Regions from separate parts of the Mus musculus genome. Here all the other regions are linked to region 1. A link is a loop called in an ENCODE intact Hi-C map of the cell type or tissue named here. Cell type or tissue: heart. All regions are shown on one strand. Each heading gives the region's core, and the rest is flanking DNA. Links, peaks and the distances in the headings are about the cores only.

Region 1 (8,003 bases), core at 1,235-6,234:
TTTTTGGTTTGTTTGTCTTATTTCTCCATCCTGAGTCATGGTTCGAGTAAGTGAAGGGAGATTTGTTGGGTGGAGAGGCAGATCTACGTACCATTAACAACAGGCTTCCTAAGGGTTTAGTCTTGCTTCTGGAAAGGTTTCAGTGTCTTCAGATACTCAATTAACTCTAAGACTGAAAACATGTAGAATGGAATAAATTGAAAATACAAGGGCAAGAGGAATACAGGGGTTTAAAGGGTCTAAATGACTTGGGCGGTGAGATAATAGGAAAAAGCCTACCAGAGAGATATTTTCACTACTGACCATGAGCATAGTGGACTGTGAGTGAGTCCAGATGTGCGGGGGGTGGGGTGGGGGTGGGGAGGAAGGAGCTCAGTCCTCACCTGAGGTTTCCTGTATCACAAAGCTCTGTTCTAGGGATATAAATACAAACCACCCCCATAAGGACAAATTCAATGAGAGACATGCTTACTATGGCTTTAGAAATGGCATTGCAATGTGCTCAGGGTGCTTGGGGTATGACTCTGAAAAATACAAATCTAATAATAAAGCAACCCGTTAGCCCAAAAGCAGAGATTGTGACATTTATAAGCAACTCACTAAGTGAAACCATTGGTCAAGGGAAGCTTGTTTAGAAATAACTGTAAATAGAAGATCATAAGAGTTAGAAAGCTTTAAATTTTCATTCCTGGAACCAGGCAGCTAGTGCTTGAGCAAAATAACTTTAGTACATGCAAGGGCATTTCCACTTAGGATAAGAAAGCCTTTAGTTCATATGTTTTGTAGAGAAGAATTTTGAATTCATTGGATTCCTGTTTCAGTTATTATAAACAAGTAGGAGACAAGAGGATCTCTTCCAATGGGAAATACTCAAATTTGAAGGGATTAAAATGTCTGTAATGAACTTGTATAATCATTACAGGAAATCACAGCCTCACTTTCTTATGTTAGAAAATGTCCTCCTGCCATTGAAAATATAGTAGTGTCTCAGGATGAATGTCTTGGGACACTTGTAAGGTGCAAAACTTCCTGCTTTATTCTGCTTTGTTGAAGGTTTAGTAGGACCCCTGACCATCATATGGAGGAAAGAACAAAGTGCTGTGCTGTGAACTGAAGGATGAGCGCCAAACCGTGTGCCAGCTTACTGACAGAGTTGCACAAAACATTTACAACTGGACAAGTGCTTAAAATCACCCAAGGACAATGTCGGAAGCTACAAGAAAGAGACAGTCTTGTTTTGGAACTTACTGTTCCCAGCAGGCTTCAGATAACTAATGTCTGGAGGCATCTTGTGTCTATTATTGAGATAGCCAGAATCCTTTCTAGTATATAAAATGCAGCTGGACCTGTGTCTGTCTATTAGGGCTTCTATAACAAAAATATGGCACACAAAGTGATTTAAACACTACTTTTTTTTCTTTTTTTGTCACTGTGCAGAGTCTGGAAGTTTCTCTCTTTGGCATGCAGGCTACCACTGCTGCTTTGCCCTTACAGAGCTTTTTCTTTGTGCATGTTCAAGTTCTTCCTATTTGTCCAACACAATTGTTGTTCTTTCACTTATGACCTTGTTTGCTAATTACCTTCTTAAATACCCATACCCAAATAAAGTCAGTGTCAGCAGACAAATTCTAGGAAGGCTGCACAACAATGGCCTTCCTCCATTGAGATGCTGGTGGGGCCTTGGGGCCTGTGAGATAGTTCATAGGCTGAGCTCCAGCTGAGCCAGAGGAGAAGCTACATCCTCCTCCTGCACCCTGTCCAGACAGGCTGACCATGGGAAGAAGGGTTTAAAGTTCCAGGTAAGTTTCAACTAAGTTTTGTGCCATTTAGTAGATAGAATCAATATGGGAAATATCAAACTCATGGAATTTAAGATTTTATCAATTTATATATTCAGCAAAAATTGTTTTTATAAAGTAAAAACAAAGCAAGTAAGCAGACAAACAAAACTAACCAACCAACCAGTCAACTAACCGACCAACCAACGAACTAACCACCTAACCAATTAACTAACTAATCAATCAATCAATCAATCAATCAATCAATCAATCAAGCAACCAACCATCCATCCAACCACAACCAACCAACCAACCAACCAACCAATTAACCAACTAACCAAGCAAGCAACCAATTAACCAACCAACCAACCACCAACCAACCTTGGAGTTGGAGAGATGTTTTGTTGTTGAGAGCACTGGCTGCTCTTTCAGAAGACCTGGATTTCAGTGTGTAAGAATGCTCATTCTTTCTCGGACTACCCATGCCTGCCTTCTCCGTAACATGGCAGAGCGTAACGGCTCCAGTTAAGAGTGCGAAATACAAAGTCTAAAAACTTCCCTTTCTAGTCCCTTACTAGAAGGAGTTTATAAAAACATTTGTGGAAGCTGGGTATTTGTGATACACCCTTTTAATCCCGGTACTAAGGAGGCAGAGGCAGGAAGATCTCTTTTGAGTTCCAGGCCAGGGCTACGGAGTTATAGCTTGTCTCATGACAGAACAGGACAAGATAGAACAGAACAGGCTTGCAGATTTGAGAAACTGGTGCTTGTACTGGCTGGTTTTATGTGTCAATTTGACACAGGCTGGAGTTGTCACCGAGAAAGGAGCTTCAGCTGGGGAAATGCCTCCATGAGATCTAGTTGTGGGGCATTTTCTCAATTAGTGATCAAGGGGGGGGGCCCTTTGTGGGTGGTACCATCCCTGGACTGGTAGTCTTAGTTCTATAAAAAAGCAAGCTGAGCAAGCTAGGGCAGGCAAGCCAGTAAGTAATATCCCTCCATGGCTTCTGCATCAGCTCCTGCTTTCTGACCTGCTTGAGTTCCAGTCCTGCATCCTTTGGTGATCAATAGCAATGTGAAAAGTGTAAGCTGAATAAACCCTTTCCTCCCCAACTGCTTCTTGGTCATGATGTTTGTGCAGGAATAGAAACCCTGACTAAGACAGTACTAACCTTGACTTTTGTCCCTTCCTTGATTCTAGCAAGACAGTATGAAGCTTAAATGAAGCTTCAACCATCTCCAAAAATATCTTTTCATGTGCAAGGATTTTCTTTCTGTCAGCGCTCTCATCCAGAAAATGGGGACCTGCTCTTGCAGTCTGTTATCTGTGCTCTCTTAACTGCCATGTTTTGAACTCTATATTTTGTGTGGTAATTTGTACAATAAGAAAATAAATCCATAAACAAAGCTGTCCCATGTGATCCCAGATCATAGTGATATCTGTTCATTCCACGTGAAGCAGCAGATCTCCCCAAAGAACCAGCCAATTAATTTGTGATGGCCAGTACGTGAAAATGCTGGGCTACAAACAGACAGAGAGGTGGAAAGACAGACAGACAAAGATATAAAGGAACAAATAAACACTGTCAAGCTCTTCCATACAGACAGCAGTAGCAGAGCTTAAGCCGAGCACAAGATCCATCCTATCACAGGGGCCTGGCTGCATGCCAGGAAACTGTCCTGAATCCTAGGACCTTGGAATTCAGAGGGACATCAGAGGACACCTCCTCGCTGACGTGCCAATTTCATTTTGGGATTCAATTGTGCTGGCTCTCAGCTGCCTAGAGGAACAAGAGCCCTGCATGGTCTGGCAGCCTCTGAGGGGCCCCACTAGGAGTTCCTGCTTCCCCTCTTGGACGTAGCTACTGGCTTGTGTGCTTTCTGGATCTAAATGTGTAACATTTCTGGACTCACAAGCCTCTCAGGTCTTGCCCACTGGCCAGCTCTTTCCCTAATACCTGGAACCTATTTTTAGGTGACCTACAGTGGAGAGATTTGACATGTAATTTTCATGCCTGAGGGTTGAATTTGACAGGGAACGTTACAAAGAATTGAATGCAATGCAACTCACACATTAGTGAGCGCACACTGATTTTTCTTTTCTTGACTGCCTACTAAGACTTTCTATTTTAAGTCGTTCTTCATCTTCTTCTTCTTTTTTTTCAGTGCCATTTTCTAAAAGTTTTCCCCAACTTCACTGGTCTTGTTTGCCAGTGCTGTGCCCTTCACTGCCTACGGATTTCCTCTCTGTCACCTGCTGCCAGCCTGCTTGGTTCTCTGTGACGAGTGAGGGAGCGTGCTTGCCAGCTTCCTCTCTGTCTTTTCCAGGTTGCTTTATACAATGACTCCTTTACTGTAACTACGTTCCCTTCCTAGTGTCTGGACTGTGAATATATGGATCGGATCAGGTTGTCCGACCCAAACTGATTATGGAGTACAACTCATTCTTGATCCTGCCTTATGCCTCTCCTCTTCTCAAGTTTCCTTTACTTTCCTTCCATCACCCTCCCTCCCCATCTGCAGTATATTGCAAAAGTGCCCAGAATATGCAGCCATAAAGTCTAAATATCTCATATCCTTCGGCTTTTCCCCCTTAGGACAAAAGTACATACGTAGGACCACAGATTTATTCTTCCATTTTCTTAAAACTGACTCTCTCTCTCTCTCTCTCTCCACACACACACACACACACACACACACACACACACACACACACACACACACACACACACACGATAAGTGACATCTAGCCCACCACTCAGGTCCTTTGAAGAGCTGAGTGAAATGATGCATAAAGCACTTTGCAGTGGAGTGGCAAGGGAGAGACTCCAGCATGAGCTAGAGAATATACATAAAGGAATTTCTGCCTCAGGCCTGGAATGGGTGACCTGTGCGGAGAGCATTTTCAGTGCATGAAATAAAATAGAAAGAACAAAATTTTACAAATCTGTGTGAAGTGAAAGTGGACGAGAGAGGCAGAGATGTTTGCATAGGAAGGTGCAAAGACTGGAAGTTAAGACATTAAGTGGATTAGCGACTATCTGGAGCTCTTGTGTATTTGTAGGCGCACCTTGGTTGGGGTATGAGGTGGCCACTGGGTGGGCAGGCATGGGGGTGTATGCTTGAGTGACTCATGTTCTGGAACAGTAACTAGGTATGTCTGCAGGCCCTGGTCAAGGGGCAAAAGCCCAGAACTTCTCTTTTTTCTTTTCTTTCTTCCTTCTTAATTCTACATAGATTTCTATTCTTGGTTTTAGTGCACAGAATAATAAATTTATTATGACATATATACTCTACTCATTCTCCCCACCCCCGTTGCCCTCTATTGTCTCTCCTTCCCAGATCCTCCCGTGTGTGTCTATCTCAATGTCTTGATTGTTTTGGAGACCACTCGTGAACATCATACTAATGGCTGGAGATTCCCTAACTCTAGCTGCTACAACTGGGGTTCAGCTAAGCTTCTTATGTATAGCATATGTTCCACAATAATTTGTGGAATAAAATTACATTCAATACGTGTTTAAACATGAGAGAAAATTACTTTATATGGCTTATAAATAAGCAAAAGGTCCTGACAAAAAAGTCTATGGAGATAAAAATAGTCCAGCGACCAGAACTGAGGGTAAAGGGTTACTTCTTGCACAATGTAGTTGTGTCATTTGGAATTTTTGGAAAGCATCTCAGACTTTCCACTTCCTGAAGATCTTGCTGTTCTAGCATTTTCTCCACATGGTAAAAGGCATCAGAATAGACTTTGATAAAACAGAGTATTTTTAGGCATCGGAATCAGCGAGACTCTGCCAAATTCCTGGCCTTTGGTATGTGCTGCTGAGCAACGTCAGATGCTTACACGGACACATGCTGACATTTACAAGGCAGGAGGCAGGCACTGCCAAGTTCAGAAGCATCGCCTTTTTCATCAGGTCCCTGTAACTTCCTCAAGTGCGTCTATGCATTTATTGTTGGCTACTGGAGAAGGGACAAGCAGTAATTGAATTCTGATAGAACTCTACTGCAAATGTATTCAAGGGTCTTAGAAAATCTAGAGGAGGCCTACTGCTTTCTTTCTATAAATGTGACCTTTTGCCTAAATCAATACAAATGAAAAGAAAGCATCATTTTATGTTTTGCATTACATAAAAAAAGAAAACTGCCAGTGATATCTGGAACTTCGCTAACTTTTTAAGTGGAGGACCTCCACAAAAGGACAATATTAGAAAACTGAGGAAGTTGGTGGGTGTCTGTTTCGGTCTGTCTCTTTCTAGACAAATAAACTAAATAGGTAGAAAAAATCCATAAAATCCATGTGTGGAATAAATTCTGTTTGCAAAAGACTGCTCATGATGGTTCATTTTGATTGTTAACAAGACTGGGTCAGGAGAACTCGGGATGTTTTTGGGGTTCACCTTTGGTTTTTTCCCATACAGATGTTTCCAGGGCAGGTTAACTGAAAGGGAGAGACCCATCCTATGTGCGGACAGCACCGTCCTATGGGCTGGCACTGGGAGTAAGAGTGGACAGGGATCAAAGCTGGCTCACCAGCACTCTTCCTCTCTGTTTTTTGGTCACCCAAGTTAGAAGCCAGCAGCCTCATGCTTCTGCTGTGACAACTAAACTTGCTCTCCTGGGCATGTCTTTCCCACCAGGAGGAACTACACTTTTAAACTGTAGCTGAAATAAAATCCTTTCTCCTTTAAGTTGCTTTCTGTCAGGTGTTTGATCTTCATAGCAAGTAAAGTAATGGCCTCAGCGCTGCTCTGCTAAAGGCGATTCTCATTTCAGTATGTGGATGAGCTCTGTGAGCTCTGTGAGGCACTGCCACAGGGACAGTTACTGCTGGAAATGCTCACCGCCCGTCTTAAAGAGTATGTGGAATTATGTGTGTGTATGCACACACACACACACACACACACACACACCTATGCACATGAAATGATGTCCCCCTCCCCCAAGCATGTGGAAACTAGTCTCTACTCCATACATCGAGAGAGACAAAGTCTCTTGCTGACTTGGAGTTTCAGTTAGTTTGGCTAAGCAGCTTGCTCTGTGGAGTGTGGCTGGGATTCCAGATGGGCTGCCATCCTTATCTAGCTTTTATATGGGTTCTGGGAAGCGAAAGTTCTACTCCCATGTCCTTTACCAGATAAGCCATCTCCCTTATCCATTCAAGGCTAATTTAGTATTTATGAGTTAATGAACGGTGTGATTATTATTTTTTCTTTATGGTCCACGTTACTGCAAATTGCACTCTTTCTCCAATAGTATTGAGAGTGTTATTCTTTCTACTTCCAATGAGACCATGGGACTTGGGGACAAAATGGTGCAGATGCTGGAATGTCTGCTCTGGCCAATGGCCAGCACTAAGGACTCTGGAAAAACTGAGGGGCTTTCTATCTCAGGATGAACCACCATTAAGTTGTGAAATCACTGCTGTGAATGGTGCATACATGGTAGAGACACCAACCATGAGTGGAGACGGGGACCTCACATTACACAGGACTCAGCTGTTCATGCCTACCCTGAGTCTGCAGACTTCTGCCACATCTTGCCATATACACTAATGGGCTATTGCTGGCTATACACTTTGCATTGTAATGACACCTCCTTCCATATCATAGCGTTTGTTGAGCTGACCTTACTGTTCTTCTCTACCTCAGGTGAGGATTTGCGTAGTGACTTTCTGCTTGGGGACGCGTGGCCAGTAAAAAAACTGAAAAGAGAGTGAGCCCTGCTCTCTGGAGATGCTGCTGTTGTGACACTCTGAGGTACTAGCCAGGGATGTTCTGTCTTGAGGGGATGTATACAGCAGGATCCTGCAAGTAGCAGGGTGTAATTGAAACATTACTCACGGGATGGAGGAAGACAATATGTATATACTTATACTACAGGGATAATGATTTTAAATAAAGAGCTATGGAAGAAGTTTCAACCTTATCGCAGGGCATCTCTATGTGTATGAAATATATTGAAAGCCAGGCTTCCATACCTAAACTAAGACATTTTATAAGGACATCTTGATTTGGCAACATAAAGCTCACTGCAGCCTTGCTTACTGAGTGGCAGCTGTTAGGTTTAGGAGCATCCCAAAGTAACAGTGCTGCTTCTGACTATTTAGATTTTCTTTAAGAACAAGCATTTTGTTTTCTTTGGGGCCAACTAGTCCATGAAGGTGCATTAGTTCTCCTTTTCATTGCTATCATAAAATCCATGGGGGGAAAAATCAAC
Region 2 (8,003 bases), core at 1,731-6,730, 1.5 Mb after region 1:
CATGGTGGTGCACACACCTATATCTCTGCTTTCCGGAGGCAGGGGCAGGAAGATCAGCGAATTGGAGGCCAGTCTGCTCTATGGAGCGTGCTTCATGACAGCCAGAGGTGTACAGAGAAACCTTGTCTGGGGATAAAAGAAGAAGAGGAGGAGGAGGAAGAGGAGGAGCATGAGGAAGAGAAGGCAGAGGAAGAAGAGGGGAAGAGGATGCAGCACAGCGTAATGTCTTTCATTGCACCAAGCAGTGTCTAGAATGTGCATTGAAATTCTGATTTTATGTGGTGACTGAAACAATAACTAAGACAGATACACGTCTGCAAGGATTCCGGTGAGATCACGGCAAGGATTTAGCAAAATGGCCTGACTACAAATACACTAGTTTCTATGTAGTTTGTTATGAAGAAAATCTAGCTAATACAAAGCTTTCTGGCATCTGTACTGAGACTGGTGATTGTAAGAATCCAAAGAAAAAGTGGTTTAAAGGGGTGTCTGGGGAGGGGGGAGACATGGCAATGTAAAATGAGAGTAAACAGGACCGCATTGATGGTATAAGATCAAGGAGACCATGAGTAAAAAAGAAGAGGTACAAATCCATTGAGAGACTGATTTGAGGCAGAAGAAAATAGGAAGAACAAATGATGTAAAAATCTCTAAACGCTGTTTCTTACTGCAATGACACTGTTGTGAGAAAATATCAAAGACTATTCACTACCTTAAGGAAAGAGGATCATTTAGCTCAGAGTTCTGGAAGTCCCATCAACCTCTGCCTCTGATGAGGATCCTATGATAGTAGGTCACATTGTGAGAGTGACAGATAGCACACACAGACACACACATGAACATACATATATATACACATACATACACATACATACCGACACATACATAACAAACATATATACACACACATACATACACATAATTACACACACATATATATAAACACATACACAAACACATACACACATATCTATATACATACACACACATGCATACACACATGCACACACGCACATACATATACCCACATACATATGCACTCATACACACATACAAGCACATACATATATGCACACACACATACACACAACCATACATATACATATATACACACATACCTATGCATACATAACAAACATATACACACATATATGTACACACATATGTAGAATACACATATGTATATGAACACATACACAAACACATACACATATATACACATACACACATACATGTACACACATATCACACATACATGCACTCATACATGCACTCATATACACATACACACACATATACATACACATAGATACACACATCCATACATATACATACACACATATATACACACATACATATACATAGATACAAATATACCACATATACACATATACATACACACAGCACACACACACACACACCTGTGCATGTATGAAAGGCAGAAAAGAAGCAGGAGCTCATGGAGAAGTCAGACCCTTTAATAATAATCTCTCAAACACAAACAACCCCACTTTTGTTAATCTCTTCTAAGGATATTTCCTCATAACCTAAATAGTCCTGTAATTCTCTGAGGACGTGCAACATTTTCACAATAGGAACCAAGGTTGAACATGAATATTGGTGAAAACAAACTACATTCCAAACACAGAATTGTTCATCTGACTGAAGAACAATAAAACTGAATTTACTAAAGCATTTACACCCAGTGTCTAGTTTAAATTCTCCAAAACGAACAGGGAAAGAAGAAAAGAATGAGGCTTGCAGAACAAATATCCTAAAAGCTGCCTGTTTTGGGGTGGGGCTTAGAGGTGGGGCATTCCATCTTCTCATTAGAAGGACTGGGAGCTTGCAGTAAGCGTCACTTTGGTCTACTTATTCCTTGTTAGGAACACATAGCTAAGACTGTATGCCGACTTCTCTCAAGCAAAGGCAACACTGATGTGTTTCAACAAACAAGGTTGAAATCCGGCAAAAATTACAGCAAGGCTCTCCGTATGCTCAGTACGACGTCTGGAGTAAGGTGGCACAGGCTGTAAAATGCTGTAAAAAGGCCAGGGGAAGGAAAAGATGAAGTGGCAAAGTGACATGACAAGGAGAGCAGAGCAACCAACTGCGAAGGGACCCTGTCAGGTGAGCACACAGCTACCTTCCAGGAGACCAAGGGTGCAGCTACAAAATCTCTCCCTTTTCTTTCTTTTCTTTTTCTTTCTGTTTTTTTTGTTTTTGTTTTGTTTTGTTTTTGTTTATTTTCTGCAACAGGGTTTCTCTGTGTAGTCCTGACTGTCCTGGAACTCTCTCTCTCTCTCTCTCTCTCTCTCTCTCTCTCTCTCTCTCTCTGTGTAGACAGGCCTGCTTCGAACTCACAGAGATCCTCCTGCCTCTGTCTTCCCCAGAGCTGGGATTAAAGGCCTGCGACACCACAATTACCATGCTCCTTTTCAGCTGTCAGATTATTACAGGCTGCCCTCCCCACTGAGCTCTTCTTTGTGAATCTCTGCTTCCGGAAACCCCAAATCCTAATTAACAGTCTGAAGCAGAACAATAGGGAAGATAAAGAGAAGAGGGCCAGACTTCCATCTTAGAAGACTTGGAACGACCGACCGGGCTCTGGCGCTGGCTCAGTGGGTAAAGTGTTTGTTGCTTAAGCATGAGGCCTGAGTTTTCTTCACCAGCATCCAAAAATAACTGGAGAGGCATGTGTTTAGACCCAGCACTGGGGGGTGGAGCCAGGCTGATCCCAGGGACTCCCTGGCTAGCCAGTCTAATAAAAACAATAAGGGTTGGTGAAGAGACACTGCCTCAGAGTATAAGCTAGAGAAGTGATGAGGGGAATATCTAACGTCAACCTCTGGTCACCAGTATGGGAGAGTGCATCTCATACATACATGAATATGTGGCCCCAGGGCAGGGCAGAGGGAGAGGGAAGCAGAGGAGAGGAAGAGAAGGAAAGAAAATGTGAATCAACTGTCTTGTTTCTAGAGAAAGGCACAATCTTGTCTTCTAGAGAAAGACAAGTAAGTCAACAATGGTGCTGAGGACAGCTTGAAAGTAGGAGAGAAAGATCAGAAAATTTAGATTAACTGAAGGCACGGGTTTCTCAGAGGGAACTGGAGGGCTCTTGGTTCGATCGCTTAGCACTTACTGACTCAGGCATCAATCCCTAGGACATTTTTTTTTTTGCCATATCCAGGGATCCATCCCATAATCAGCTTCCAAATGCTGACACCATTGCATACACTAGCAAGATTTTGCTGAAAGGACCCTGATATAGCTATCTCTTGTGAGACTATGCCGGGGCCTAGCAAACACAGAAGTAGATGCTCACAGTCAGCTAATGGATGGGTCACACGGCCCCCAATGGAGGAGCTAGAGAAAGCACCCAAGGAACTAAAGTGAACTGCAACCCTATAGGTGGAACAACAATATGAACTAACCAGTACCCCAGAGCTTTTGTCTCTAGCTGCATATGTATCAAAAGATGGCCTAGTCGGCCATCACTGCAAAGAGAGGCCCATTGGACTTGCGAACTTTATATGCCCCAGTACAGGGGAACGCCAGGGCCAAAAAGGGGGAGTGGGTGGGTGGGGGAGTGGGGGGGTGGGTATGGGGGACTTTTGGGATAGCATTGGAAATGTAAATGAGAAAAATACCTAATTTAAAAAAAAGAATGAAAAGCTAATGGCATTAGTAATAATAAAATTAAAAAGAGAAGATTAAAACTCATTGTGCAGACTTTCTGTGATTTAAAATAATTTTTATAAATTCTCTATCAATATCTTCATCTGTTTTGTAGACCAGGCAGGCTTTAAGTACTTTGTCTTTTCTGATAACCTAAAACAAGGCAGAAGTTTCCTCTCTTTCCTCTCACATCCCTCCCTCTTTTCTCCTTTCCTGCAGTTCAATGTGAAGTACTTTATTTAAACAAACCCAAGCCAAGTTCTGCTGTCAGAGATTTCCATGCCAAGTCCTACCCAGGACACTCAGGCTCCGTTCCAAGTACTCCGATGTGATGTCTGTGGCAGTTGTGCGTAAGAAAGGGAGGGTGGGGGCCAACCCTGAGGCTGTCTGTAACAGTAACTGATGGAGAGCATTTGGCCCGAGCTGAGTGCACCTCCTTTCAGCAGAGTCATTTGTTGATAATGTCCTTCGCCAATCTGACGGCTCACATTGAGACAACTCGAGTAAGGAACAATTGTATAAATCACAGGGGCCAAATACAAATGTGAAACAAAGCATAAATAAACATAACTGTGCAGACTGCAAACGTCCGCAGGCTAGGTCACAGGACACTTGAGAACACAGCCAGCAAGACACGAACGCGAGCATGTGCTACGATAGACGAAGATGTTTAAAGAAAGTAGAAAAGAGGGTCAGGAGAGATGGCTCAGCTGTTAAGATTCTGCGATGCTCTTGTCGAGGGTCTGAGTTCAGTTCCCAGAAACCATGTCAAACAGCTCCCAACAGGCTATAAGTTCAATTCAAAACAGAGCTCATGTTTCTGGACTCTGAAAGCAGCCTGCTCCTGTGCACATGCCCATACTCACATAGGCACACTTAACAAATAAAATTGTAATTTGCCTCTGAGGGCACCCATATTCCTGTGCACAGACACAGGCACACATACAGTACACACACAATTAATGTATAACATTAATATTTTAAAGGAAAATCAAGTGTTCCATACATGTATGTAATGAATTTTGTGATTTTTTTCCCACCTCCATTTTGCCTCTGTCTTCCCAACTCCTCCCACTTGAATGTCTTATTCCTGTGTTATACACTGGCTTTCCTTAGAGTTTCTCCTCTGAGCTTGGGTGTGATACCATTTACTGGGGTAAAGCTAATTTAACAGTGGCTACACTATTGAAGAAAATGCCACACTCTTTTCCAAAAGGGTGTAGCTGCCAATAGCCCCCCAGACAGAAAAGGACTCATGGTTCTCCCTTATCCACAGTGTGATATTGGTAGAGAGAATCATGTGCAGAGACAAGCACACTTGCCTTGAGTTTTAAGTGCAATGGCTGTTATGTCCATAACATATTGTTTTTGCTGCTCAGTTCCTCATTTTCTGGTTCTAGTACCCCCTTCTGAGATGTCCCCTGAACATTAGCGGGATAACACTGATGTCCTGTTTAGGACCAGGCATCTCTCTGTACTTATTCCCAGCATTTCAGCCAGGTGTGGGATTGTATTATCCACGCCACACAGCATTAAGAAGCTTCCCAAGTGAATGGTAGGAACAGTACAAGTCTACCTGTACATTCGCAAGTACTTATACAGAGTTTGCCAATATGGACGTTTAGAAAAACAATAGGAGTCTTCTGAGAATAAGTTTAAAGTTATAGAGAAGTCCCAAGAGGCCTGCGCATGGTTCAAGCTGATAACAATATAAATAATACATTAGCCACACATTGATATGATTAGAAAGATCAATAACTATGAGGACCAGGGGAAAAAAAAAACATTGTTTCATTACTTCACCTATGGAAATAATCTAAAGATGTTCATTGGTGGGAAACAAGACCTACAAAACCTTTGTTTCTGGGGGCTGGGAGTGTGGCTTGATAGAGGGAGTGCTTGCTGTGCAACCGTGAGTATCCAAGCTCAATTCCCAGACCAATGAAAACAGTTAAGTATAGTCACGTGGGTCTGAAACCCCAGTACTGTGTCAGAGCGGAGACATGAGGATTGCTGGATTTGATGACTAATAGCCTTACTCAAGAGTCAGTGAAAGTATCTGTTTCCAGGACATAAGGCAAGATATCTGATGTCCTCCTCTGGCTTCTGCATGCTCACAGGGGTGCTTACACCCTACCCACAAGTGTGTATCTATCACACCACAAACACACACACACACACACACACACACCACACATTTCTGGAATATTACCTATTAACAGACACCTTTATGTAAAATCACTTATTGTGTACAATAGTGTACATAAAGTAGCTGCGAAATCAAAACGCAGAAAGCTATGACAGCCTATCGAGCAGAGAGACTGAAGTCTAATTCTGTAACCATCAGAGCTGTTATCTCCTCAGGACAGAATCCCATTGCTTCTATGTTTGTCCTATGATAACAAGCACATCTCTGTGTATATTGTTCCACTTGTGGCAGCCAATAGAATAGCTTATTATAGCCCTTAACATTCACCTCAGTATTTTTAGACTAAACTAAACAAGAACTCAGACCTCAAAGAGAAATTGTTTCTGTGAAACAATAGATCAGCTGCCTGTGTCTTGTGTTAGTTACATCAATAAAGATAACAATAATATGGTTAATACTTTATACTCAACAAAGGCTATTGTTGGGTTCTTAAAAATAGTAAATGTTTACAATGACTTAGACTATATTAACATTATAATTCGGGCTTTAAAAAATAAAATGTTAGACAAATATTATTAAATTAAAATTTACTTTCAAAGCTAGGTGTTATGTTTCTATTCATACTTTCTTACTACTTATCATTAATTTCACTCTTCAATATATAACACATTCATCTAAGTTATGTCTTTTGCTTTTTCTCTTTTTATTTATTATAAAATATAAATACTCAGTAAAGAATTTCACATAGAGTAGAATGGCTGCCGTTATGTGCTTGAGATTTCTTGTTTAGAAGTCACTAGGCACACATAGGCTGCCCCAAATGGCAAAATCAAAGTAGAGAAATTAAGTTCAATGCCAAGGAAAAGCCTCATTGCTGTTTGAAGCAGTGAGGGTCTACAATATTCATCTTCTAGAATATTTTTCTAATATCTCAGTCAATCATTGGTCAAATGCTACAACCTCAACGAGCATTCTAGGTCAAGTACTTACCTAGGATTTCATCATTTATGAACTGTTTTGCATTCTTCACTATACTCTGTTAGGACTTATTTCTCAAATATACTTCCGTATGTATTTCCTGTTCTGATTGGTCATCCTGATGAAAATTGTGTGGAATTCCTGTTTTAACCACTTTTAAGTACTAAATCACTTCACTGAGTTTCTTATTGATGCCTTTAATTTTCATCAGACCTCATTATGTAAATTTAAATCTATTAAAATGATTCTAAAAGAAAAAGACAAGACAATATACCTCTAAGAAACATACCATTAATCCAATAACAATGGTAATAATAATAACCCCCAACAAGCTAAGACATACATTTTGCGTTACCTGGATTTTACCAGTTTAAGAAAAGAAATGTCTAGAAGATGTTTACATTAATTTACTTAAAAATGATCCTTCTAACATCAGTATTTTTGACTTTACAACCCTTCATTCATTATGTAAAATATCCACTACATGTAAATATTGTACATTTTAATAACTTAAACAGCAGCATGTTCAAAAGGCAAATCACTGATCTATCTTGAGTCTGCATCTAACTTCAGGACAGAAAAATTATATATACAAGAGAAATTATATATATAAATGTATAAAATTCTTCAGCAATTTTAGAGAAAACTAAAAATGAACATATTTTTTGATTAAAAAAATATGCAGTGTAGCTTGGTTCAGTCCCCTCTCTCAGCTTGCCCCAGATTCCACTCCCCTGTCCTATTCACCCACTTTATATTCATTCTTGCTCTAAAAAATAAAACTGGAGTATAAAAAGCACACAAATAAAGAAAACAAAACATAAAAAAAAAATTGAGTACACTTTGTGTTGTCTAGCCTTGGAGAGGAGTTGGTTGCCCTGTGCTGCTCCATTGAAGAAGACTGATGTTCTCTTTCTCCCAGCACATATCATTTGCAAAATATTTCTTGATTAGGGAATAAAACGTTATATTCACTTTTCCTTCTGCATTCTAGGATTTTTGTCTGTTTTGAACCTGTATAGGTCTTGTGCATCGAGTGGCAGTCTCTGTGAGTTCATATATGTATGAATTTGTTGGGAAAAGACTGTTTCATTGAAGTTGCCCAGTGTTTCCATCTTCTCTTCCCTGTAGATCCATGAACTGATTACCATATCCAGCAAAACTATCACTTACCATCAAAGAAGGAATTGTATAATAA
Region 3 (8,003 bases), core at 1,770-6,769, 1.5 Mb after region 1:
CAGGAGCCTGGCAATCATCCCTTAGAGTCATTTAGGGTTCTGTTGTTTGGCAGTCTCTGGGAAAAACAGCTGTCTGGAATAGGGAGCAGAACTCTCAGCAGAGGACACCTGAAAGACTTGGAAATGACACCCTCGCATCTTCCTGCCATTAGTGTACTCAGAGGCAAGGAAGGACGAGTGAGATCTGGAGAGTTGGGACTGGATGCATTCCTAAGTGGGAGTTGAGAACAAGCCACCCACAGCTGGTCTTAACCTACAGGAATCAAGTGTACTCTCTTGAAAAAGGGGGAAAAGATGTTTCTTAATGTGCAGTTTCTAAAAGACTGTAACAGAAAGCAACCCTTCTTTATTTCATCCATGTGGACATTTTTATTTTGTTTTTATCCCCTCAGTTGATTTCGTTTTACTTTACTTTGGGAAAGAGAGGTCTTTGCCTTAAACACAGTCCTTCTCCCATGTTGCTCTGCATACTTTCATTTCACACATGAATTAGAGTGCACAAATGCCTACCAGTTACTGGTGGACTGGGACTATCCAGAGAACCATTTTTTAGGGGTTCAACAAAGGAAAGGAGCACCCAGAAATAACCTTCAAGCTCAGCCATTATTTGACAATCAGTTCTTCTGTGTCCCATACTCACGCTTAAGAAAAGGTTCGTGTGCTTATTAACAGCAGCAGGGAAGAGATGTGAACGGAAGAGACTTCAGGGAAGTAGGAGACTGGATGGAGCCTTGGAAAATCAGCAATAAGCCCAAAACACCACCAGTGTTATTTCCTCAAAAGAATAAGCTGCTGCATCAGTTGGCTTTTCCCATGGTGTAGACCATAAGCAGAGAGTTATAATAACCTCCAAAGGTAGAGGCAGGTAGAACCTTCAAAGGCCTGCTCCTAGTGCCCTGGATCTAACAGCTACACTCCACTTCCCAAAGCTTTCAAAACCCCTCTCAGAACAAGGCCTCAATCTGTTTGCCAGATATTCCAACACAGGACCTCTGGGAGCATTTCAGATGCAAATTATAACACATTCCAAAATGCAGTGCTCTAAAATTGACTGTTTCTCCCTTGTGGGTTACTGACCCCTTTGTGTATTTGGTGGGGGAAAAAAAAACTGGAGAAAATTGTCCCTCACAGCTTAGTATGAAGTGGGAAGAAATTCCAGACTACTGGAACCACCACAGAAAGCTTATTCTAAGAACTCTTCTACAGAAAAACTTCATGAGACCTCTTCTAGCATGTTTAAAATATGTAATTTGTTTGAAAGGGGATGACGTCATAGTTCCTAACTCAGAGTTCCTTATATGGAGTGGCTTTTCCATGGTAAGTACCTGGTATATGTTTCTTGACTGGTTAAAACAATAACAACAACAACAAACAACAACAACAAAAGGTTTTTGGTTTGCAAAAAACATATAAATGTATATCATATAATTATATACATTCCAGACCAAGAGTGGTTGAGATTAATTTAGGAGACTTTTGAGAGCAAGAGACACACATATCTCCAGAAGCCTGCAGCTCCAGGAAAGCACAACATGTTCATTGTAAGACCTGACCCATCAGAATATAGTAGGAATCCAGAAACGGGAGGACGGAAATATAGGATGTTGTTCCTGCGAGAAGGACATATTCATGTTTTTTCTCAGATTTTTAATCATCAATGCCTGTCTCTGTGCTAAGCAGAAAACTAGGCTCCCTTGTAAAGATGTTAACGTTCCAAACGTGGAAGATGTGACTTTGTTACATAATCAGGAAAAATCACTTTGCAGATGCGATTAAGGTCACAGCCCTTGAGATTACTGGGATAACCCCGGTGGGCCTGATGAAATGACATAAATTCTTAAAAAGCAGAGGCAGCTTTTTCTACCAGCTGTGTCAGATAAAAGATGTGTGACACTGGGCGAGCGGTCAAAGAAACGTCTCACCTTTGGCTCTCTCAAGATGGAGGTCAGGCTGGAAAGCAGGAATGCGAGCAGGCTCTAGAGAACAAGGAGCTGAAGGATATATGTACGTCAGTGCTTTCAGGGCATGGGAGCATGCCTTGGACACCTTAGATTTTTCTACATGTCAGACCTGACCTACAGGAAGAGAATTAATTTGTGTGGATCCAAGCAGCTGCATTTATAGTCACTTTCTATAGGTGTAATCAGATAGACAATACGCATCCAACAAATGGTGTCCCTACTTCCTAACCATGAGCACTGGCTGAAGCCTTTCACAGGAAATTCTTACAGAAGATGCTAATCTTCTCAGTGTTTAGCTGAAAGGAAGTGGGAGTGACCCAAGGTTGATTAAGTTGGATTTCAAGCCCTTAGGTAGGGAACACTACAGGAAAATGACCATTGTAGGGGTCAGAGAGCTCACAGATCCCTAAAAGGTAGACAGGCTAGAATCATTGAAACATTATTCTAAAGTGTGTGTGTGTGTGTGTGTGTGTGTGTGTGTGTGTGCGCTCGCGCACATAGTGATATCTTTGTGCCTCTGTGTGAATTTGTGTGTTCACCTGCATAGCTGTATAATATCTGGGGTGAGTCAGTGTCTTCTGAGGGCCAAAGTTAAACCAAACTATTCCCGACACTTGAGAGAACACTTTAACGGTGTCTGTGTTATAATTATTATTTTTTTAAAATAGAATTTTGTTTCCCTGCTATTACGTTTTCCAGATGATGAAGGTGGCACTCATAGACCGCAATCAATGGGCAACAATGATGGTCTTGATAGTGTGGGGGTTGTTGGTGAGGGTGGGGGAATAGGAAAATAGGATGGTGGATTGGTATGTCCAGAATATACTATATACAGGTATGAAAGTGTCAAAGAGTGGAATTGTTTTTAAAATATACTGAACATCTTTGAACCCTTATCAGGGAAGCTTCTTGTAGTAGTTGAGAATTAGCAGAGGTCCTGAGTCAAGATGCAGAACATGAAAGGTTTCAGTGCAAGTGTACATGCCTATCACACCAATCCCAGAGAGGCACAGGGACCATTGGGGACGAGAAGGTGAAAAGATTATAGGAGCCAAAGGTGGAAAGTGACTTCAACAAAACACAACAGGGCATTTGCACATATGATCTCACAGCGTTTATGATGGCAAGCACACAAATTGTCCAAGCTCAAGCCAGACAAGGTTCTACAGTGAATGGAAGAAATGGTGCCAAATCCCACCCCTAGCCTAGGAGCTATTGGTGTGGATAACTGGTGGGGGAGGGAGAGTCGGTTTTCGTGAATGGCATGACCCGGGTAGGTTGAGTACATTCCAGAGCAGGCCCTAGTCTCAGGAGTAGTTGTACAACAAACTGAAGATGAAGTGGGTAGGGGAGAAGAGAAAACTGAGACTTGGTGAGGGGAGAGAAGAGTTGAGAAGGGTGGAGATGGGAGGAGTTGGCTCTGTGCATATGTTCAAACTCACCGGATACATTTTCTCAGTGAATTAATAGAAACATTGTTTTAAAAACAATGAAAGAATAATTAAAAGGAAGAAAGAAAACCACTGTGATTCTGGGCTTCTAAGGTATTTCCCTTCCTACACTCTCCAAAAATACATTCATTCTAATATTATATTACTCGGCAAAGTCAGAAAGACATACTTCACCATATTTGCTAGCCTGCCTTCTTTCCCTCATTCCTTTCTTCCTTCTTTCGTTCCTTGTTTTTTCTTTCCTTCATTCCTTCTTTCCTTCCTTTCTTCCTCCCTTCTTTCCTTCCATTTTTCTTCTTTCCTTTCTTCTTTATTCATTCCTTCCTTGTGCTCCTTTTAATGCAGCCCTTTCTTCACCTGCTGTGTAATTTCAAATTTCTAGCCCTAGCAAAGAGATGGTGGGCATACTAATAAACAAATGAAAACCATTTAGGGCAGTGGTTCTCAAACTGTGGGCCACAACGGTTTCAGCAAACCTTTATCTCTAAAAATATTCACATGACGATTCATAACAATAGCAAAGTTGCAGTTATGAAAATGGAAAAAATAGTTTTATGGTTTGGGGTCACTGCAATGAGGATCCAAGTAATGTAAATATTAAAGGGTCAGCATTAGAAAGGTTGGGAACTACTGCCTTAGGGTATACTTGTGACTGCTTCCTTCTAGGCCTGTCATCGTCCTACGAAAGAATCATGCCAACGAAGGGACATCTTATTAGCTGGGATAGAGAGAAGCCATGTTTTGAGAGTATTCACATCCATGAAAGCTTTGAATGAATGTCAGCGGAAAGGGAACATTTGCAAGTAATATGATTTCCTACCTGTGCAAACTCAACAAAATATATCTGACAGTTTCCTAAAGATACTCCGAGACAAATGAAAATATATGCCAGGCTTGTTTATACAGAAGATGTCAAAATGCTCACAGCTCCTGACACACGTGATGGTAAAACAGATGATGACGCTAAGGAGAACGCAAAGTGACTGCTGAGGCTGAGGGAGCAGTGACCTTGAGTGTATTCTTTCCATATGATTTATCAGAGGGAACGGAAACGGCAGATGGCTTTGCTCAAAAATCACTGAAATGCTGTGAGTTTCTAAGATTTGGGAACTGATTTGATAAGCAGTCCCTGGCAGCACTAAGTCCCACGTCTTGAACGCGCTGTCATCTCATGGGAGTTTCTGCTGGTCACCCTTGGATTTTTGTTTTCTTTTCCAAGTTTCCCAAAGAAAATAAAACTGACAGTCTCAAGACTGGTAATCTGAGTCAAAGGGGGCCTCGATCCAATGGTTTTGCTGTGTTCTCGCAAACAACCAGAGTCATCACAGGCTTGTCTCCTACGTAAATAAGGTCTGCTGGGCGAGGGTTCCAGCATAACACGGGGTGAGTCACTGTTATTTATTTATGCTCTTTCTAGCTATCTCTAGAGAAAGAACTCTTTGGCAGGCTTCCCAGGACGTTTTCATAAGCTCTCTCCTCCACCCCCTTCCAGCCAGGCCCAGCCCTCACACTTCACAGCCCCTGCCTTTGGGCCTCTTCCTGCCTCTTCTCTAATACAATAGTAGCTACTAGGTCACAGGAACATCACCATCTCTTTGTCTCTGTGGCCTGGGCTTTTTACAGAAGTTGCTTTTAGTGTTCAGTCTTTTCTAGTCACTTGTCAGATGCTGTTTTTCATTTTTTTTTTTTTAAAGACAACTGTTGTCTTGAGGAATTTTCATTTGCAGATTCCCAACATAAGGCCACTGGGGTTCTTCTGGGGATGCTGGAAAAAGTATTGGAAGGGACTTCTCAACCTGGGACCCCTCGGGATGGGTTCCATAATACAAATGGAGAATTGTGTCCTTAGAAAATGCTGCATTCAGGAGAAAGGCATTCATTTTCCTGAAACGCACTTTGAAACTATTTCTCAGGGAACTATGCAGATGGGAAAATAGCCCCATGCGGCTTTCTCTGAGGTGAATATATTTCAGCGAGAATCAAAGAGAGAAATGTCTAAATTATGCTCCTGACCTGTGCCCAGTTCCTTGTCCTGACTGCCTTAGCTACTTTCCTGGTGTGGTGACCATATACTTGACACAAGCAACTTTCGGAAGGAAGGGTTTGCTTGTCTTATGGTTTGAGAGTGTGTCCCACCCTGGCAGCAGAGTCATGATGGTGATGAACCAACGTTAGCACTCAGCTAGCATTCTTCTCTTTGCTCTGTCCAAGACCTCGGACTACTGACCAATGCTAACCAAGTACATAACTGATGTGAGTCTTCTCATTTGTATTAACCTAATCTAGATAACCTCTTATAGACACAACCAGAGGTAAGTCTCTTTGGTGACTCTAAATTTTGTGACGCTGACAAGTGATATTAACTGCCACGTGGCTCTTGCATGCTTAGGCACTCTGAAGGTGAGAACTAAGAGACAACCCTAGAGCCTATGCCAAGCTTCAACCCTCTTCTCTAGCAATGGATTTTGACAATGGAGAAGTCGTTTGTGCTCAAAAGCCTCTTTCCTGTACTTCCAGGAAACTTCATACCCATTTCCTCCTACCTGTTACTTCTCAGTCTATTTTTTTGTAACCTCTAAAAACTACATAGTTTCACTTCTATGTCCTCAGTAAGTCTATTGTGTGCCTCTGACTTTAAATGCCACCCGATGCTGCAGACATTAAAGTTTTTAATCACCATTTTAAAACTCTCTCCTGAATTCAGTGACCAACTAGATAGCCTCAGTCTAAAGTACTGAAGCACTGAAAACCAACATGTCCAAGATGAACTCCTCAGCTCCTTCCCAGAGCAACCAACCACTGCTTGCACTTAGATGGAGACTGGGATGGTGGAAGGGAAGTGGGAAGGACAGAATGTCCTCATCTAGAACTTGGGAGTTAACCCTTTCCCCAAGTCCCCAAGTCCCCAGCCCATGCTTCACTTCTCTTTCACAGTTCATATCTGATCTTCCATAAACCTTACAGCTTTTGCTTCAAGAACTTTTAATGCCAGTCCCTGGTACAACTTCCACAACTACCTTCAGGCTCTGAGCTCAAGACCTATTGGTCTTGTCTCTATTTCACATCTTAGTTGCAAATTCTTAACCAGAATGGTCCTGTTAAAATGCAAGTCCAATATTATTAGTGGTCGCATCAAGGCCGTTCTTTCAAAGCAGAAGAGAAAGCTTTATTTGATTTTTCTCTTGCTCCCAATTAACACCTTGATTTCATCTATTCACGCTTGCCCATTTTCACATTTCAGTTTTACTTGCTTTTGTGGTTGTCTTTCCTCATGTGCACACCTTCCTCACAGTCTCCGGCATCCTTTCGTCTGGACTACCTCTCCTCACAGTCTATATGTGAAGTTTCTCGGCTAACTCATCAAAATTGCAAATGCCCTCTTTGACATTCCCTTGCTTGTAATATTGTTTATTATATTTTTGTCTTCTTATATTGTTGTATTCTTCTCTTGAGCTCTTTGACATCTACTGCTTATGTGGTAGAGTTATCTCAAAACAAAAGACTCATTAAGAAATTCACTTTTTTACTCTTTCTTTTTTATTATTAAATATTTTCTTTATTTACATTTCAATTGTTATCCCCTTTCCTAGTTTCCTCTCCAAAATTCCCCTATCCCCTCCCCCTACTCACCAACCCACCCACTCCTGATTCCTTGGCATTGCCCTATAATGGGGCATATAATCTTTACAAGACCAAGGGCCTCCCCTCCCACTGATGACCGACTAGGCCATCCTCTGCTACATATGCAGCTAGAACCATGAGTCCCACCATGTGTTTTTTTCCTTGATTGGTGGTTTAGTTCCTGGGAGCTCTGGGGGTACTGGTTAGTTCATATTGTTTTTCCTCCTATGGGGCTACAAACCCATTCAGCTCCTTGGGTACTTTATCTAGCTCCTTCATTGGAAACCATGTGTTTCATCCAATGGATGGCTGAGAGCACCCACCTCTGTATTTGTCAGGCACTGGCAGAGCCTCTCAGGAGACAGCTTTATCAGGCTCCTGTCAGCAAGCTCTTTTTTGGCATCCACAATAGTGTCTGGGTTTGGTGGTTGTTTACGGGATGGATCCCCAGGTGGGGCAGTCTCTGGATGCTCGTTCCTTCAGTCTCTACTCCAAACTTTGTCTCTGTAACTCCTTCCATAGGTATTTTGTTCCCCCTTCTAAGAAGGATCGAAGTACCCACACTTTGGTCTTCCTTCTTCATGAGTTTCATGTGTTTTGCAAATTGTATCTTGGTTATTATGAGCTTCTGGGCGAATATCCACTTATCAGTGAGTGCATATCAAGTGTGTTATTTTGTGATTGGGTTACCTCACTTAGGATGACAACAGATGCTAGCAAGGATATGGAGAAAGAGGAACACTCCAACATTGCTGGTGGGATTGCAAGGTGGTACAACCACTCTGGAAATCAGTTTGGCGGTTACTCAGAAAATTGGACATAGTACTACTGAAGAATCCAGCAATACCTCTCCTGGGCATATACCCAGAAGATGCTGCAACTTGTAATAAGGACACATGCTCCACTATGTTCATAGCAGCCTTATTTATAATAGCCAGAAGCTGGAAAGAACCCAGATGTCTCTAAACAG

Evidence for each region. Hi-C counts contacts between places; a loop is a spot of excess contacts. Peaks named below come from ENCODE experiments on the same cell type or tissue, not always from the same donor. Only the 100,000 strongest peaks of a DNase experiment are listed, where the experiment ranks them.
Region 2: it touches region 1 in a loop (8-fold over the local background); 2 of 42 quality-filtered maps call a loop at or near these places.
Region 3: a loop joins it to region 1, with 2.6 times the contacts of the local background. A loop is called at or near these places in 2 of 42 quality-filtered maps.

Annotation. Positions count from the first base shown.
Region 1 is chr16:87,259,286-87,267,288 of GRCm38, reverse strand. No RefSeq gene overlaps it. Among named protein-coding and RNA genes, the nearest start is that of Gm41484, 17 kb to the right of the region's middle. In heart, for the core only: no CTCF peak of the experiment used is centred there; DNase peaks (open chromatin) are centred at 3,538 and 5,598; H3K4me3 peaks cover 276 bases; H3K27ac peaks cover 3,677 bases.
Region 2 is chr16:85,744,225-85,752,227 of GRCm38, reverse strand. No RefSeq gene overlaps it. Among named protein-coding and RNA genes, the nearest start is that of Adamts1, 55 kb to the left of the region's middle. In heart, for the core only: no CTCF peak of the experiment used is centred there; DNase peaks (open chromatin) are centred at 2,697 and 4,047; H3K27ac peaks cover 1,401 bases.
Region 3 is chr16:85,753,141-85,761,143 of GRCm38, reverse strand. No RefSeq gene overlaps it. Among named protein-coding and RNA genes, the nearest start is that of Adamts1, 46 kb to the left of the region's middle. In heart, for the core only: no CTCF peak of the experiment used is centred there; a DNase peak (open chromatin) is centred at 4,803; H3K4me3 peaks cover 330 bases; H3K27ac peaks cover 1,896 bases.